2 separate regions of the Homo sapiens genome follow, and region 2 is linked to region 1. A link is a loop called in an ENCODE intact Hi-C map of the cell type or tissue named here. Cell type or tissue: chondrocyte. All regions are shown on one strand. Each heading gives the region's core, and the rest is flanking DNA. Links, peaks and the distances in the headings are about the cores only. Region 1 holds the start of TMEM185A (transmembrane protein 185A). Region 2 holds the start of MAGEA11 (MAGE family member A11).

Region 1 (8,856 bases), core at 4,144-6,643:
TAAACTGACTTTAAAGGGAATTCCAGATGAGTAACAAGGAGTATGAACAATGGAATAGGTGTATACATTCTCTTTCCCCAAGTAACCTCTTTGAATAACAACACTCATTTGGATGTATAAGCGCCACTAACAGGTTTGTTTTGTTTAATCACTTACAATTTGTAAATAGAGGGTTCCTTAGCATACTGGATCTACAATGTCATGGAGGAAAGGAGTTGTCACTTAACTAGAACTATGGCATGGCACGCAGGAAAGAGCACAGGCTTCATGAGACTGACGTGGATTCGAATGTTGACTTAGATTCTTCCTGCCTATGCAACTTCAGGGAAGTCACAAGCTGTCAAGACTTTAAAATAAGGCTGATACCTAATTTTGCAGGGTTGTTGTAAAGATCATGGATAATGGATGCAAAGCCCCTACATTGGGCCTGGCATGTGGTGGGTACTCAAGAAGTCACAGCTATTATTAACAGCAACATCAGTAAAATCAAGACCATTTTCTGACTGTAGGTGGCTTGAGAGGACAGAACAACAGATAAGCAGTCACTTGAGTGGTAAGTAGTTCATTGACAGTACTGACAGTACACTCGTGCATTAGATACTGCTTTCTTAAAAACAATAACCTGTAAAAACTATTTGCAGTAACTATGTATTTTTAATTCATACGACACATATCATCTGCAGTGCTCATACCACATGGACCTCTTCACTACCTGAACATACCAGGCACTATCATGACCCCATGCCTTTGTGTACTTTGTCCCTTCTGAGATACTGAAAGGGGCCAGCCCCTCCACACCTGTGGGTATTTCTCGTCAGGTGGGACGAGACTGAGAAAAGAAATAAGACACAGAAACAAAGTATAGAGAAAGAACAGTGGGCCCAGGGGACCGGCACTCAGCATACGGAGGACCCGCACCAGCGCTAGCCTCTGAGTTACCTCAGTATTTACTGATCATTATTTTTACTATCTTAGCGAGGGGAGTGTAGCAGGGCAACAGGTGGGGAGAAGGTCAGCAGGGAAACGTGAGCAAAGGAATCTGTATCATGAATAAGTTCAAGGAAAGGTACTGTGCCTGGATGTGCACGCAGGCTAGATTTATGTTTCTCTTTACCCAAACAACTCAGTGTAGCAAAGAGTAACAGAGCAGTATTGCTGCCAGCATACTTCGCCTCCAGCCACAGGGTGGTTTTCTCCTATCTCAGAATAGAACGAATGGGAATGGTCAGCTTTACACAGAGACATTCCATTCCCAGGGATGAGCAGGAGACAGAAGCCTTCCTCTTATCTCAACTGCAAAGAGGCCCCGCTCTTTCACTACTCCTCCTCAGCACAGACACTTTACGGGTGTCGGGCTGGGGGGTGGTAAGGTCTTTCCTTTCCCACAAGGCCATATCTCAGGCTGTCTCAGTGGGGGGAAACCTTGGACAATACCCAGGCTTTCTTGGGCAGATGTCCCTGCGGCCTTCCGCAGTGCACTGTGTCCCTGGTTAATCGAGAATGGAGAATGGCGATGACTTTTACCAAGCATACTGCCTGCAAACATATTGTTAACAAGGTACATCCTGCACAGCCCTAAATCCATTAAACCTTGATTCATTACAGCACAGGTTTCTGTGAGCACAGGGTTGGGACTAAAGTTACAGGTTAACAGCATCTCAAAGCAGAAACAATTTTTCTTAGTACAGATCAAAATGGAGTTTCTTATGTCTTCCTTTTCTACATAGACACAGTAACAATCTGATCTCTCTCTCTCTTCCTCACAAGGTACCCTTCCTACTCTCTGGTCTGATGACAACCCTACAATTCTAGCTCAAAAGTCTGGCTCAAAAGACTAGCTCAATTCAAAATCTAGCTCAAAAGTCATTTCCACTATAGACTCTTCCCTGCCTGCTCGAGACAGAATTAGTAGCTCTGCCATTTGTACTTCTAAGACATTTGGTTTCTTTCACTGTAATGCCTCATACTCTATTGAATTCTTATTTCCCTTTCATTTCTGCTTCTTCCACTAGGCTTACGCATTGAGAGGAGGACTATATTCCTTTATTTTTGTACTTAGAGCACCTAGTACATCACTTGGCACGAGATAGGAATCTAGATGTTTGAGGAATCAATGTTATAATATACTTTGCAAATAACTGTTAGAGGCCAGGTAGCTGACTTTAGTGAACTATATTACCAGCAATCGCATTCCTTTTTCCTGCTTCAAACAAGAGACAAGATAACTTATATGGACTCCAGAATGTCTTCTGAAGATGGAGCATACAGAAGTCTCCAAACACTACTGATCTCATCAGTACCCCATGCCCACAAGTTGGAACCCCCAGAGCAACACTTCTCAGCCTTTGTTCCAGTCTAGCACACCTGAGGGATACACCACACTCCCATCAGGAGCTCACAACAGATGACTAAGAAGGCCCAGCAGAGTTTTCACAGCCTTCCAGTGCCACATGGCTACCAGGGTGGAAGGGCCTTCTCTGAACCAGCAACTCCCCCAAAGTAGCAGAAAATTTCAAGGCTCCATGGTGAGTGCCGGGAGCCCACCTAATGCTACCTACTACCAGATCCCTACCACCTACAATGCCTCAGAATCAGTTTGCCTACTCTAAGAACAGGGCTCTTTCACTGTTAGGAAGCCTCAGGCATTCAAGGAAGGACTTGTTTGTGGGTCCGGTACATCTGTTTCGGCATGTCTTAACCTGCATAACTAAAAAGCAATTATGAAAAGAAGTTCATGATCAACCAGTTCAGTGCCAGATGGAAATAGGTAGAGTGGGTCAGCTGGCAGCCCTGTACATCTGAGTGTTGACACTTGTGAATCATTCTCTGTCACTATAGTTTCCAGAGCCTTGCCAACGCAGCAGTGGGTTCAGACTTACCAAGATCCAAAAGGCTGGAAAGGGGATCTGGAGCCATGACCCATGCCTTGGGACCCACCAAACCATGACAGTGACTATTTCTATGACAAAGACATGCTCTTCAAAGTAAATATAGCCATATTCTGCCTTAGTGCCATGTTCTCTCCCATCTCTCCAAAGCAATGGCTGCACTCTGAAGGTGGGAAGAGTGTGAGAAGAAAGAGAACCAGGCCACAGACCACCAGGAAAGCAGTGATTGAAAGCAGCAGCTCTAGATTTATCTTATAGGCTCTGGAGAGTTATTCAGTTATTTACTCCACAAATATTTATTGAGCCAGGTACTATTCCAAGTATGCAGGCTACGATACTGACACAGTCACGGCCTTGACCCCATGGAGCTTAAAGTTTAGTGGGGGAGGCAGGTATTAATCAAATAAGCATCCAGACAGACACAAGGGTACAAATATGCACTATGATGGAGGAGTAGTAAATACTACAGGAACTGTAGAAACAGGGAGCAGTAAATCTGGTCAGGGAAGTCAGGAATGCTTCCCTTAGCAAGTGCCAAGTGAGGATAAATAGGAGTTCACTAGGTCTGGAGGAGAGGAAAAGAGAGGGAAACATTCCTGGTAAAGAGAACAGTGTGTGACAAGGTCCTGGGGTAGGAGGGAGATGTTGAATTGGTTCAAAAATAGAGGCAGGGAGCAAAGCAGTAGCATCAAGGTTTGAGTCCCCAGCATAAGGTAACTTCCTGTGTACACCCCTCAGTTTTCTTTCTCCTATAGAGAAGGCCTTCCTCAGCATGGAAGGAGACTAAAGCACACTGTCAAAAACTAGGAGTGCTCAGGAGAGGTGAAACACTACCAGCTAAAAAAACAAATCTGATTTACCAATAATACCTGGCCAATGTCCTCTTGAAATATCTGTAAAATTAAGGAACTCACTACCTCTGGCAACAATGAATCAGGAAAATGGCACAGTATAAAAGACCTTTAAACTTTTCAGGTAGAAATACATTTTAATGCAGGTAGAATTAAGAGATTGATGAATATGTTGAGAATTACTATAAATCTGCTTAGATACCAGGTATTTCACTGTAATTTCATATACTAATTTTTTTGGGGGGAAAAGGGCTAAAGGAAAAAACGGTTAAAGGTAGTATCAGTGCAGCACTATTTTGCTTTGGCAACTCCGTTAGCCTGTTTGATCACTTAAGGCAGTTTCTTGAGGCTTCTGAATTCTCTGTCACCTTGCAAACAAGTCACTGTAGCTTTCTATTTGTAAGGCACTTTGTAATCAATCCTTAATTGGCCTCCCTACCCCACTGAGAGATTATACTCATTCTACAGATAAAACAATAGATAAGTGAGTTGCCCAAGGGCACAAAACAATTCAGTTTTTACTTAACTTTCTTATCACCATCTCCAAATAGAAGACATACAGGGCTTGTCCAGCCACAGCACCAACCCTACTACCCTGCAGACCAATCTTAACCCCCTGATGCAGCAGAGGAAGGGACTGCAGTTAGTTCTGTTACCTCCTCTATGCCTTCGAAGCCAACAATGATAATGTCTGCACCGTGTTAGAGACACTGGCACTCCTAACCAGAACATGAACTCAAAGTGGAATAAGAGCACATACAAAGTCACAATGACTCACAAGTTAAAATGTCACCATCCCTAGGGAGACTGCACCCTCAACATACAAATACTCCCCTAAAACTTCCTTTCATCCTCAACAAGCAGCCAAGGCATAGGTCCCCAGAGTTGGCCCCCGCAGTACAGCACTGCACAGTACTGTAAGGCATCTTAAGTGTACAAGCCCTTCTTCACCCCATGCTGAGACCGCCAGCATCTAAAGCACCTAACATAGGTTACAGCACACAAATATTTACTGAGCACGTCTTCCCAACTGGCAAATAAGGGAAACGGATACTCCTTTCGGAGAGTAGTGCATTTAAGAGATCAGTTAGGCCAACTCCTCATTTTACAGAAGGGCCAAAGAAGGGCAGAGAATCACCCAGTTACATATGGCCTCGTCTCCAATCCAAGTCTTTGGGCTCAGTTTAGTTCCACAAACATTTTATATGTGCCTACTATGTGCCAGATACGGTGGGTGGGAGGCGCTGGGGACACTGAGATGAGCAGGAGATGGTCTCAGCTTCAGGGAGCTCACAGCCTGGGGTAAAGAACAGTTACAAAACAGTCGGGCAAGTGCAAGGACAGGCGCTTGAGTGCTTAGCCAGTGTTTTCTCCACACTGTCCACTGGGTGTTCCCCATCTGGAAAAGAAGGACAGCAATATCTACTTCCTGCAAATAAACTTGTAGTGAAGACTGATGAGAAAATGAGTATGGAAAATGATCAGGCTCACCCAGAAATGCATTATATAAGGTATTGCCATACCCCGACACTGACTCCAAGGATTCAACAGTGTTTCAGGTATCCGTTCAACAAAGAAGCAAACAAGAGAGGGATGGGCATAAACCCAAGGAAAACCCCAAGGACTGCGAGGAACTGGAGGAAACAGCTGGGGTGGGGGTAGGGGTGTTGGGTCGAGTGAGACGGCCCTGACGCGGAGAATGGAGGGCCCGCAGCGGCGCAGAAGAGGATGGAACCGAGACGAAGAAGTTGGGACACCAATGAGGGACAGCAAGCAGAAAAGAATGGGGTTCCCTTGGGGCAGGACGGGGCTCGCGGCCGGGCCCTTCCGGCCGTGGCCGGGCAGGGGCTGAAAGCACCGGGCACGGGAGGAGGAAGCGGGCGGGCGCCGAGGCCGACTGTTTTGCCTGGGGACCGCTTGCACCCGCAGGGAGGCTCGGGCAGGCGCCCGGGTCCTCGGGCTGCAGCATCTCGCCCGCCGTGCCTCCCCGGAGCCGAACACCAGCCCGCGCCCGAGCCCGCAGCGCGGACTCCCGGGGGCGCCAACGACGCCGCCTCACCTCGGGTTGAAGTCCTGGAAGAGGCCCCTCAGGTTCATGGCGGAGAACTTCACCGCGGCGTCCTCCTCCTCCTCCCCCGCACCCCGTGCTGCACAGCCTGCGCCTTACAGCGGGTTCATGGCGCCAGCGCCAGCCGCGTCCACGCTGCTGCTCCCGCTACTGCTGCCGTCCCCGCTGCCGTCGCCGTCGCCGTCGCCGCCGCCGCCGCCGCCGCCGCCGCCGCCGCCGCCGCCGCCGCCCGGAGAAACCTGAGCCACCGCCCCCTGCCCCTCCTTCCGGGCTTCCGTACGAGGGCCGCGCATGCGTCCGGAGCCCCGCCCAGAGCGCTCCTCGCTGGGAGGTCCCCATCCTTGTGTCCGCACGCGACCGGCGGAGGAGATGGCAGGGGGATGGAGGCTGGGAGTGAGCAGGGCCCCGAGGAAGGGGATGCTGACGGGCTGAAGGCCTGCAGGGAGGGAGCGCGCCGCCCGGGAGTCTGGCGGGCAGATCTTGGCAGACACCTGTCACCTTGGCCCGCGCTACCTTCTGGAGATTTTCCCCAGTGACGACTGAGCCCTGGGAGTAGTGACAATGAGTGAGACGTTGCATTTTTGGCGATGTCATCCCAGGCTTCACCTGTCACATCTGTCAACGACTCCAAAGTTTGGGTCCCAACTTCCCTTCCAATTCCCAAGCCAGCGTGTCCAGATATGCTGGCTATTCCCTACTCAAGTTACCTAGCACCAAAGTCACTTCCCGTGCCAACCGCCTTCCCCTCCTGGGTTCCCTTTTTCCCTTAGCAGCAGGCCTATTCGTACGCAGGGGGGTATTCAAGCAGGAGACGTGGAAATCATCCTCATTTTTCTAACCCAGTTCAGAGCCTCCTTGGATCCTGTCTAAACTTTGTGGTCACTTCACACCTGACCTCTGCCTCCACTCCAGGCTGCCCTACTTACAAGTACCAGGTTCATCTTCCTTGGGCAAGTCAACATCTTTGAGTCTCAGTTTTTCTCCTCCGCAGAATGGAAATGATAAAAACCTCTTTTCTAAGCGTGTTAGGAAGATTCAGTGAGATCGTGTGCATAACACACTGCCTGGTACATGCTAGGTGTACAAAGAATGCTGTTGCTATCTGGTACTCTTTCAGGTGTCAACCTCCTCAAGGATTTTGTTTGCTTTTGGAATCCAAGAGCAGGACAAGCTCATAGCAGGTGACCTAGTTTACCATCTTCACTTTGGGCAGATTTAAGTTTTCATGAGCACAACAATGCCTTAAACATTAGTCTACTATCATTATGGATAATAGTCATCCTTTGTTGCAATAGCAGAGTTTCACAAATGACAATTTTATACTGTTTAGCCCCAAGGGCAGCTTGAGAGAATCACAATTGCGATAGTCATACTTAGTCTTGATGTATCACCTTTCTTCTGAGAACGTAAAAACATATCATAAGTGGTAATTAAGCTTCCCAACACCCACTGGGAAATGGATATTATTATATGAGCTGATTTTAAGGTTGAGTAATCCAAATCAAGTTTTCATCTGCTGAAGCACCAGGACCCTGTCCCAGACTTTTTCACCCATCTTCCTTTCCCATCCTCTGGGTAAAGTCCAATGTGTAGCCCAGAGGAGGTTCTCAATGAACACTCAAATACAGACGAGGAATTAAGGCGCAGAGAAGCTTGTATAACAGGCCCTGAGCGAGCCAGCAAGTAAGGGTGAAGGAGCACAGATGAAACTCAGGGTCTAGCTGAACCTGCAGCCCATACTGTTAGAAAGAGGTGCTTGCCAGTGGTCAGATTGGACAGCACCATCTTCATTACCAGTGACCGTGCCCCAAGCAGGCATGAGAAGATGGTCTGCCAGTTCAGACACTTGAATAACAGGCATCACTGCCCTTTCAAGAGCTTCATAGATAGAGACCAGGCAGGCTCCTCAGAGTCCAGAATCTTGAGGGCAGACGCTACTTTAATGAGATCCCAGGGAGTCTGGGAGCTGAACCACTGCTCTGCAGGCCCACAAGTTCAATTTTAGCAGTTCTTCCAGAGTTGACCAGGCCCTGGAAGCTATCTAGCAAAGGCAACAGGACACTGATGCACAAATTACTTGTCAGTGTGTTCTTTTGCTCTGACAAGGTAAATTGCCAAGAGGAACATATGAACCTGTCTGTGAGGAAATACAGGAAGAACTGGACTTTCCCAAGGCTTCACATCCCCAGTCTTCAAGAGGTGGATTACCTGGACTGATTCTGGAAGCCCAACCCTTTATGCTACTGGTGCTCTCATGGGGAAAAAAAAGCCAGAAACCAGATGGCCATCTGGTCCTCTCTCCAGCAAGTGCAAAAGACCCTACTGACAACCTGCTGCTCACTTCAGAGCCCTCACTCAGTGTCCCACCCTAGATGGAGGTCCAAAGCCTCAATGACCTGTGTAGACAGACCCACAAGTGATCCTGACATTAAAGAAAGACCCTGGGTCATATGCAGGCACCAGGAGTGCTGGGAAGCTTAATTACCACTTATTAAATGTTTCTACATTCTCAGAAGAAAGGTGATACATCAAGGCTAAGTATGACTAGTGGAGAAGATGACACCCACATCTTCTCCACTAGCAGAGTTTGACTTTATCTTTTCCTTGACTTGCCAAAAAATTCCAGGGCTATCTTGCTAGGGGCTCCCAACATTCTTCACTCAAAGGAAAGAAATGGCTCTGGATTGAAAAAGTATGACCCCCAAATAAGCCAGACAGCATATTCTTGGTGACTTTGGGGTGGGCTTAGGTTACAGTGTTCCAGAAGAATCAGTGTATATCTGACCATGGTTTTAAGGACTAACTTGGATTTGTACCACCCTTCTGATAAGCTGGTGGCTTGTCCAATTCAATATTCACATTGGCTTCAATGTGGTGATATAGGATGCCTCTCCTCTGAAGAGCAAGGCACTGGTGAAGAGAATCCTGGTGAATTTAGACACTTGGACTGGGGAGACCTGGCATAGGGGAAGAAAATGGCCGTGGAACCGCCCTCCACACACCACCAAGGCTCCTTCCCTGGCTGCAGCAGTAGAATGGAGAGAGTGTG
Region 2 (8,856 bases), core at 2,698-5,197, 81 kb after region 1:
GTAGTTGGGGAATATTTTCTTCCATTCTGCAGGTTGTCTGCTTACTCTGTGGATAGTTTCTTTTGCTGAGCAGAAGCTTTTGAGTTTAATTAGGTTAACTTGTCAATTTTTGTTTTAGTTGCAATAGCTTTTGAGAACATAGTCATAAATTATTTCCCGAGGGTGATATCCAGAATGGTGTTTCCTAGGTTTTCTTCTAGGATTCTTGTAGTTTGAGGTCTTACATTTCAATCTTTAATCCATGTCGAATTAATTTTTGTATATGATGAAAGGTCAGGATCCAACTATTGGGTACTATGCTCACTACTTGAGTGACGGGATCAATAATATCACAAATCTCAGCATCTCACAATATACCCATGTAACAAAGTTGCACACGTACCCCCTGAATCTAAAATGAAAGTGAAATTACAAAAATAAATAATAAAGACACAAATTCTATGAAGAAAAAGAAAGGTTATTCATAGAAGGCCTCACAGAGAAGATATTTGGAGAGAGACCCAAGGGTGTCTGGAAAGCAGTATTAGCTAGCAGTATTATAGGAGCATGTGTCTAGAAGAGAACAAAGGCGTGCAGTACCTCAGGACCCTGGAACAGAGAGTAGGAGGTAGGGGTCTAGGGAGGCTGGTCTATTGAAGCCAGACCCTTTTCTCTGAGCCATAGGCTGTCTCAGAGCCAGGTCAGCTGCACTGTACCATGAACTGGCTTATTGGATCCAGTATTCTATCCAAGGTTACTGAGTTGGTTTACATTATTCCAGCATTTGAGACGTGGGGTAGGTAGAAGTATAGTTGGAAACAGATTAGTAATGGATTGAAGATTTTTGATGCTGAATATCAAGTATATTGGGTATATTATACTATACTATTTTACATGTCTGACACTTTAATAAAGTTATTTCATCATAATATCATGCCATTAAATTTGAAATCCTAAGTGAAATGAACTATATTTTATAAAAAAAAAAAAATGGCCCGGCGCAGTGGCTCACGCCTGCAATCCCAGCACTTTGGAAGGCCGAGACAGGTGGATCACGAGGTCAGGAGTTCGAGACCCGTCTGGACAATATGGTGAAACCCCGTCTCTACTAAAAATACAAAAATTAGCCGGGTGTGGTAGCGCACACCTGAAATCCTAGCTACTCAGGAGGCTGAGGCAGGAGAATTGCTTGAACCTGGGAGGAGGAGGTTGCAGTGAGCTGAGATTGTGCCATTGCACTCCAGCCTGGGCGACTGAGCGAGACTCTGTCTCGAAAAAAAAAAAAAAAGATCAAATTGGTCCATAAAGAAACAGAAAACTTTAATCAAACATTACAAACTAAAACTGTATTCTCAGTTCAAGCCACCCACAAATGATCCAGGAAAAGAAAGTTTCAGAGGCCAGTTTTACCAAATAATTAGAACTCATTGCCATCCTAAGCAAACTCTTAAAAACCATACAAAAAGATGGGCAACTGTGGAACTCATTTTCTGAGACTAGTGTTCTTTGTTTCAAATACCAGAAGAGGACCTCACCATGAAAAGAACACTTAAACCAAAGTTACTCACATAGCAACAAATATCCTAAATAAATTAATAGCCAATTCATTAGGGCAGTGTACTAAATGGAAAAACGGGATATATCCAAAGAATGAAAATACAATTTGACATTAAAATATACCTTCAGTGTGATTCCCTATATTAACAAGATTATAGAGGCAAAACATATGATCATATTAATGGATACAGAAAAATATTTTGAAAAAATTAGTAATCATCCATGATAAAAATAACTAGAAAATTAAGAGTAGAAGGAAATTTTGTTTCATCAAATTGATAGCAAATATACTTAATTGTAAAATGTTGGACGCATTCATGTCAGGCACAGGTCATAAATGTATGCTATCATTGCTATTTTTCAAAGTTGTATTGGAATACAAAGCCACAGATATGGATACCAAAATAAATAAGAGGTATGTGTATTGGAAAGAAAGAGTGATATTTGGTAGGGTAATGCAACAGTCTATCTAGAAAATTCAAAAAAATGCACACTTGAAATAGTCAAATGAATAAGAGACGTGTGAAAAATAGCGAACAGAAGATCAATAAAGCAAAATCAAAAGATTTGCAAAACAGACAATAACTATTAAGAACAGGTCATAGAAAATACCCCATTCACAATAGCAACAATATCCAAAAATTACCTAACAAGAAGACTAACAAAAGCATGTATGATTTTTACTGAGGCAACTATACAAGTACTGATATATCCAGTTCAAAGAGCACCCAAATAAACAAGGCAGTATATGATATCATTGATAGGGAACAGAATATTGCAAAGATGGCAATTCTATTTTTTCAAAAATTGACAGACGTAATTCCTTAACCAGCCAAGATGACTGTCAAGCTCAGGCATCTGTTGGTTTTTGATTGTTTGGTTTGGTTTTGTTTTTTTGAGACAGGACCTCACTCTATTTCCAAGGCTGGAGTGCAGTGGTGTGAACACAGCTCACTGCAGCACTGACATCCTGGGCTCCAGTGATCCTCCCACCTTAGCCTCCCTACCAGCTGGGACTGCAGTCACACGCCACCACACCCAGCTAATTTTTCATTTCTTTTTTCTTTTTCTTTTTCTTTCTTTCTTTTTTTTTTGAGATGGGGTCTTGTTATGTAGTTCAGATTAATCTTGAGCTACTGGGCTCAAGTGATCCTCCTGCCTTGGCCTACCAAAGTGTTTGGATTACAGGTGTGAACCACCGCGTTCAGTCTTGGGCTTCTATCTTAGACTCCCCAAAACAACCCGGGAAAACTAAAGAATAAAAATAAATAAATAAAGGAACAAGCAAACAATATCAAAAAAGAAATCTAAACAAAAAAAACATGAGAGAGCCCTGAGAATTTCATTGTATTTTGAAGGAATACTTGTGATTGGCGGGGAAGAGTGGCAGGGAAGTTGGGGTGGATAGGAAGAAAGAAATGTTTAAAATTCTGCCCCTACTTCACTGTGGAAAACTCGGGTAGGGTCTCAGACCACAGGTGCCAGTAGTCATGGGGTAACTTCAGGACATGAGGAAACACTGGTTGATTAAAGGAATACGGCTGGAATTTGTGCTGATAACCACTAAAACCACGTCAGTAAATAAAGATTGGCTTTTTAAAAATTATCGTTTTAATTGAAGATAAAGAATGGATTAAATTAGAGTATTGACCATTAGAGTGAAATAGGCAGTTAGGTTAAGTATGATTTTTGACACTGAATGAGAATTAAAAAATGAAAATCACTAAAATGAACTATGAAGTGTTAGATAAATTCTAAACGCAGGACTTCCGCAAATTTCTTGCAGCCACTCAGCCTCTTCAGTGTAAAAATAAAGCTTTCAGGGCAAAAGTTTGCAAAGTCTAGATCTGGCTGGGGAGGAGCCCCCGTAGGAAGGTGTGCATCTTCTCCCAGAGGTCACTACAATCACGGGTACTGAAGCCACATGGAAGCACCTAGCCTGGGATCCGCAGCTATTGTCTGCAAGGGGTGCAGTTGGGCAATGCTCAGAGGTGACAGAAACAGAGCATCTCCCACCCATCACTTCATGAAAGAACCAGTAGCCAAGAGGAGGACCCTCCTGAGTGAGGACTGACGGTCCACCCTCCCCACATAGAGGGGCCACAGAATCCAGCTCGGTCCCTCCTGTCAGCCCCGGAAGACCTTGGCAATGTTGTCCCCCGACCTCACACCTCCCGCTCACTGCCACCTCAGGGGACTCAGAGTCAGAGACTTGGTCCGAGAGGAGCAGACATCATTGGCAGAGGACGGAGCTCCAGGCTCTGCAAGGAATCAAGGTCAGAAACCTGAGGGAGGACTGAGGCACCCCCATGACCCTCGACCACATCTGCACCCCTCGCCACTACTTTTCCCCCTGCCCCACCCCGCCCCGCCCCGCCTCGCCTCGCCCCGCCCCGCCTCGCCTCGCCCCGCCCCCACACGGGCAGAATCGGGTTCGCTCCTGCTGTAAATCCAGGGAAGCTCCAGGCGTGGGGGCCGGATGTGACCTCCATTGGCTTCCGCCTCTGGGATCTGAGAGAAGCGAAAGCGTCTTTCTGAGGGGTGTCTTGAGAGTGGCAGAGGGCAGCGGGTCCAGGCTCCATGAGGAGGCAAGGTGAGAGCTGAGGGAGGACTGAGGAGTCCTCCTACCCAGATAGAGGGCCCCAAATAATCCAGCGCCAACCCTGGAGCCAGCCCTGAAACAACAGGGGACCAAATTATCAGGCTGAGACAATCCCCCTCCTCAATGCCCAAGGAGACTCTGCGAGTCTATGGTGTGACCCGGGCAGAGGCAGTTCCATAAAGGGTGGGGCCCCGGCCTTTCCAGGCATCAACATCAGGACTCTGAGAAATTATGGAGAGGTTCCACCCCATCCTGATAGAGGGGCCACAAAGTCCATCCTTGTCCCTGCAGACAACGCAAAGGACCTCCGGGCTTGGTACTGCGGAGTTGCACATTAGGGGGTCAGAGAGAAGTGATAGCCCGGTTCTGAAGGGCGGCTTGTGACCTGCTGAGGGCAGCGGGCCCAGGCTCTGTGAGGAGGCAAGATGAGATGCTGAGGGAGGACTGAGGATGCTCCCTACCCAGATAGAGGACCCCAGATAATCCAGCACCGCCTCTGCTGCCAGCCCTGGATCACCCCATGGGGATGGACTTCTCAGGCTGGGCCGTCCCCTCTGACACCCCCCTCGGCTTCTGCCCCCCGCCGCTTAAGCCTCAGGGGACTGTGGGGTCAGAGCTTGGTGTGACCAGGGCAGGGCTGGTTGGGGGGGGCAGGACCCAGGTTCTGCCAGGCATCAAGGTCAGGACCCCGAGGGAGGGCTGAGGCCCCACAGAGCAAGGCTCCCTCTCTGCTGTCAGTCCTGGGAAGTTCCTGGCATTGCTGCCAGGCAAGTGGATCCTGATTTCCGCATCCTGGGCTGACAGAGGGAAGGGGCTTGGTATCATGAGAAAGACCTAGGGGGAGCACAGACAGGGCTCAGTCCCTGCTGGGAGGTGAGCAAGGCCTGAGGGACAACTGAAGGGACCCAGCACCCCAGAACAGCCCCCCCCCATAGTCCCGCCGTCTCAAACTGAGGTGCCTTTTCATTCAGCCTTGGGAATCTGAGGGATGGAGACTCAGTTCCGCAGAGGGGGTCTGGGGTGCAGCCCTGCCAGCATCAAGAGGAAGAAGAAGAGGGAGGACTCAGGAGACTTTGGACTCCAGGTCAGTAGGGACCTTGGCCCTTGGAGTTCCAAGGCACGGTGGCCACATGTGGTGCATCCTCACTCTGCCTTTGGGGTGTCAGCAAGGAGTGGGTTGTGGTCTGAGGAGTGGAGCCTCAGGTCAACCCAGGGAGGAGTCCCAGAGGGAGGACTCAGGCAACCAATTATCCCTGAGGTAGAAAACCTGCCCCTGCCATCGGTCCTTGGAGGCCCCAAGCAGGACTCTAGGAAAGAGAGGCAGCTCCCCACTTCCTAGTTGGGGTTCTCTGGGAGATGGTGGTCGTGGCCTGCAAAACTCATCCACAGTTCAGCAGGAGAGACATGGATAGGCCTTGTCAGGAGTAAATCTGAATACCTGGAGGAAACCCAGAGAGAGGAGGCACCCCTGAAATCTGCTTCATCTGTCAGCCTTTGGCATCCCATGAGGGGTGTCCATGTAGTGCCCCTTCACTTTCTGCCTCCCATATCTCAGAGAGGTGGGGCCCTTGGTCTGAGGCAGGTCCTCAGGTCAGCAGAGGGATACACACCTGGTCAGCACAGGGTGGAGTCCAGGATCTGCCAGTAGTCAAGGAGAGGAAAATTGATGAAGACTGAAGGTAAGAATGTACCCTCCCACATGCCAAAGAAAAAGGGACCTCACCAATCCTTGCTTCCTCTGTTTTCATCCCTCGGAGGCCCAAGTTGGGGAGGCATGTGCCATGCTCACATTTCTGCCACGAGGTTGGGGGTGGCACCTTGCTCAGGGAGGTGAGCACCTTGTTTCAAGGGGGTGATGACAGGTCAGCAGGTGGAGCCACACCTGATCAGCAGAGGGAGGAGTCCCAGGATCTTTAGGACTCAAGGTGTATGTGTCCCCTTGGTGAGGACTGGAGATACCCACATCCCATAATGAAGGGATCCCACAGAGTCTCTCTGTCCCCTGTCCTTGGCTGTGTGGGGACCTCATCACGGGTGGCCCCAAGTGGCAAGGTCACTTGTACCACAGGCAGAAAGTTGGGAAACCTTCAGGGAGATGAGGTCTTGGTGTAAAGGGATATGTCTGCTCATCTCAGGGGTTGGGAGTCAAGGAAGGACAGGCCCTGGCAGAAGTAAAGATGAAAAACCCACAGGAGGACTTTGGAATCCCCAGAACCGAAGGGTCCAGCCTCTGCTGTCAGCCCTGGACAACCACATGATGGGGTGATGGGACGTGGGGCCCCTTACTTCTGTTTTGGAATCTTGGGCAGGTGAGCACTATGTTCTCAGAGGACGACTTCCAGTCAACAGAAAGAGCCCCATATGGTCCACAACTACAGTGGTCCCAGGATCTGCCAAGAGTCCAGGTGAGAAACCTGAGGGAGGATTGAGGGTTCCTCCTGGCCAGAACACAGAGGGCTGCTTAGAAATCTGCTCTGCCCCTGCTGTCTCCCCAGAGAGCATGTGCAGGACTATGTGCTGAGACCCCTCTCTTATACTGGGATCATTGGTCTCAGGGAGCGGGAGACATTGGTCTGAGAGGGCTGCACTTAGGTCAGCAGTGGGAGGGTCCCAGGCCATGACCAGAATCAAGGTGGGGGCTGACGGGACAGCACTTACCAAAAACATGGGACTCAGCCCTTCCCTGCCCCTTCTGTCAGCTATGGGAAGTCCCTGGGACCATGGGTGTTTCTATTTCCCTGATTTCCTCTTCTGATATCTCCTGGAGGTAGAGCTTTGGTTTAAGGAGATGGCGTCAGGTCAACAGAGGGAGGGTCCCAGGCCAAGATAGGCATCAAGATGGGAACCAAACAGGCTCCTTACCCGAGGACACATGGACCCTGCTGACTGTCACCATCTCTTGCTGTCCTTCCTGGGTAGCCCTGTGTACATGTGGCCAGATGTGTATCCCCACATGTCCTCTTTCATATCAGGAAAGAGCTATTGATCTGAGAGTTTCTCAGGTCAGGAGAGCTGTGTCTTCCAGGCCCTGGCAGGAGAAAGGTGAGGGCCCTGAGCACAGAGGGGACCATCCACTCCAAAAAAGTGAGAAACTCACAGAGTTTGGCCCACCTTTCTGACAGTGCTGGGGTGCCAGGATGGGTGCTTGCAGTCTGCAGCCTGATGGCCCCATGATTCCTCTTCTAGAAGCTCCAAAAACTGAGCAGTGAGGCCTTGGTCTCAAGCAATGTCTTCAGATCTCAGAACACAGGAAGCCTAGGCAGTGCCAGTAGTCAAGATGAGATGTTCACCCTTAATCTACAAATGGCCCCACCTGCCCCAGTACAGAAAGGGACCCCCAGCTTGCAACCTCACCTGCCCTACCTCAGTCCTGGAGCCTCCTGCTCTGATGTCCAGCTGCATCTTGAGCAGCCTTCTCACTTCCTTTTTCAGGTTTTTAGAGAACAGGCCAACCTGGAGGACAGGAGTCCCAGGAGAACCCAGAGGATCACTGGAGGAGAACAAGTGTAAGTAGGCCTTTGTTAGATTCTCCATGGTTCATATCTCATCTGAGTCTGTTCTCACGCTCCCTCTCTCCCCAGGCTGTGGGGCCCCATCACCCAGATATTTCCCACAGTTCGGCCTGCTGACCTAACCAGAGTCATCATGCCTCTTGAGCAAAGAAGTCAGCACTGCAAGCCTGAGGAAGGCCTTCAGGCCCAAGAAGAAGACCTGGGCCTGGTGGGTGCACAGGCTCTCCAAGCTGAGGAGCAGGAGGCTGCCTTCTTCTCCTCTACTCTGAATGTGGGCACTCTAGAGGAGTTGCCTGCTGCTGAGTCACCAAGTCCTCCCCAGAGTCCTCAGGAAGAGTCCTTCTCTCCCACTGCCATGGATGCCATCTTTGGGAGCCTATCTGATGAGGGCTCTGGCAGCCAAGAAAAGGAGGGGCCAAGTACCTCGCCTGACCTGATAGACCCTGAGTCCTTTTCCCAAGATATACTACATGACAAGATAATTGATTTGGTTCATTTATTGCTCCGCAAGTATCGAGTCAAGGGGCTGATCACAAAGGCAGAAATGCTGGGGAGTGTCATCAAAAATTATGAGGACTACTTTCCTGAGATATTTAGGGAAGCCTCTGTATGCATGCAACTGCTCTTTGGCATTGATGTGAAGGAAGTGGACCCCACTAGCCACTCCTATGTCCTTGTCACCTCCCTCAACCTCTCTTATGATGGCATACAGTGTAATGAGCAGAGCATGCCCAAGTCTGGCCTCCTGATAATAGTCCTGGGTGTAATCTTCATGGAGGGGAACTGCATCCCTGAAGAGGTTATGTGGGAAGTCCTGAGCATTATGGGGGTGTATGCTGGAAGGGAGCACTTCCTCTTTGGGGAGCCCAAGAGGCTCCTTACCCAAAATTGGGTGCAGGAAAAGTACCTGGTGTACCGGCAGGTGCCCGGCACTGATCCTGCATGCTATGAGTTCCTGTGGGGTCCAAGGGCCCACGCTGAGACCAGCAAGATGAAAGTTCTTGAGTACATAGCCAATGCCAATGGGAGGGATCCCACTTCTTACCCATCCCTGTATGAAGATGCTTTGAGAGAGGAGGGAGAGGGAGTCTGAGCATGAGATGCAACCAGGGCCAGCGGGCAGGGAAATGGGCCAATGCATGCTTCAGGGCCACACCCAGCAGTTTCCCTGTCCTGTGTGAAATCAGGCCCATTCTTCCCTCTGTG

Evidence for each region. Peaks named below come from ENCODE experiments on the same cell type or tissue, not always from the same donor. Only the 100,000 strongest peaks of a DNase experiment are listed, where the experiment ranks them.
Region 2: it touches region 1 in a loop (2.1-fold over the local background); 2 of 110 quality-filtered maps call a loop at or near these places.

Annotation. Positions count from the first base shown.
Region 1 is chrX:149,625,745-149,634,600 of GRCh38, forward strand. TMEM185A (transmembrane protein 185A) reads right to left here and starts at 6,048. Exons shown (of 7, transcript NM_032508.4): 1 at 5,799-6,048. The coding sequence starts at 5,836. RefSeq lists silencers at 5,541-5,590, 5,601-6,010. In chondrocyte, for the core only: CTCF peaks have their summits at 5,144 and 5,350; DNase peaks (open chromatin) are centred at 5,547, 5,685 and 6,193.
Region 2 is chrX:149,708,034-149,716,889 of GRCh38, forward strand. It overlaps MAGEA11 (MAGE family member A11), which reads left to right and starts at 4,027. Exons shown (of 5, transcript NM_005366.5): 1 at 4,027-4,129; 2 at 5,110-5,222; 3 at 6,448-6,543; 4 at 7,571-7,644; 5 at 7,720-8,856. The coding sequence starts at 5,127. The coding sequence ends at 8,743. In chondrocyte, for the core only: no CTCF peak of the experiment used is centred there; DNase peaks (open chromatin) are centred at 3,658 and 4,008.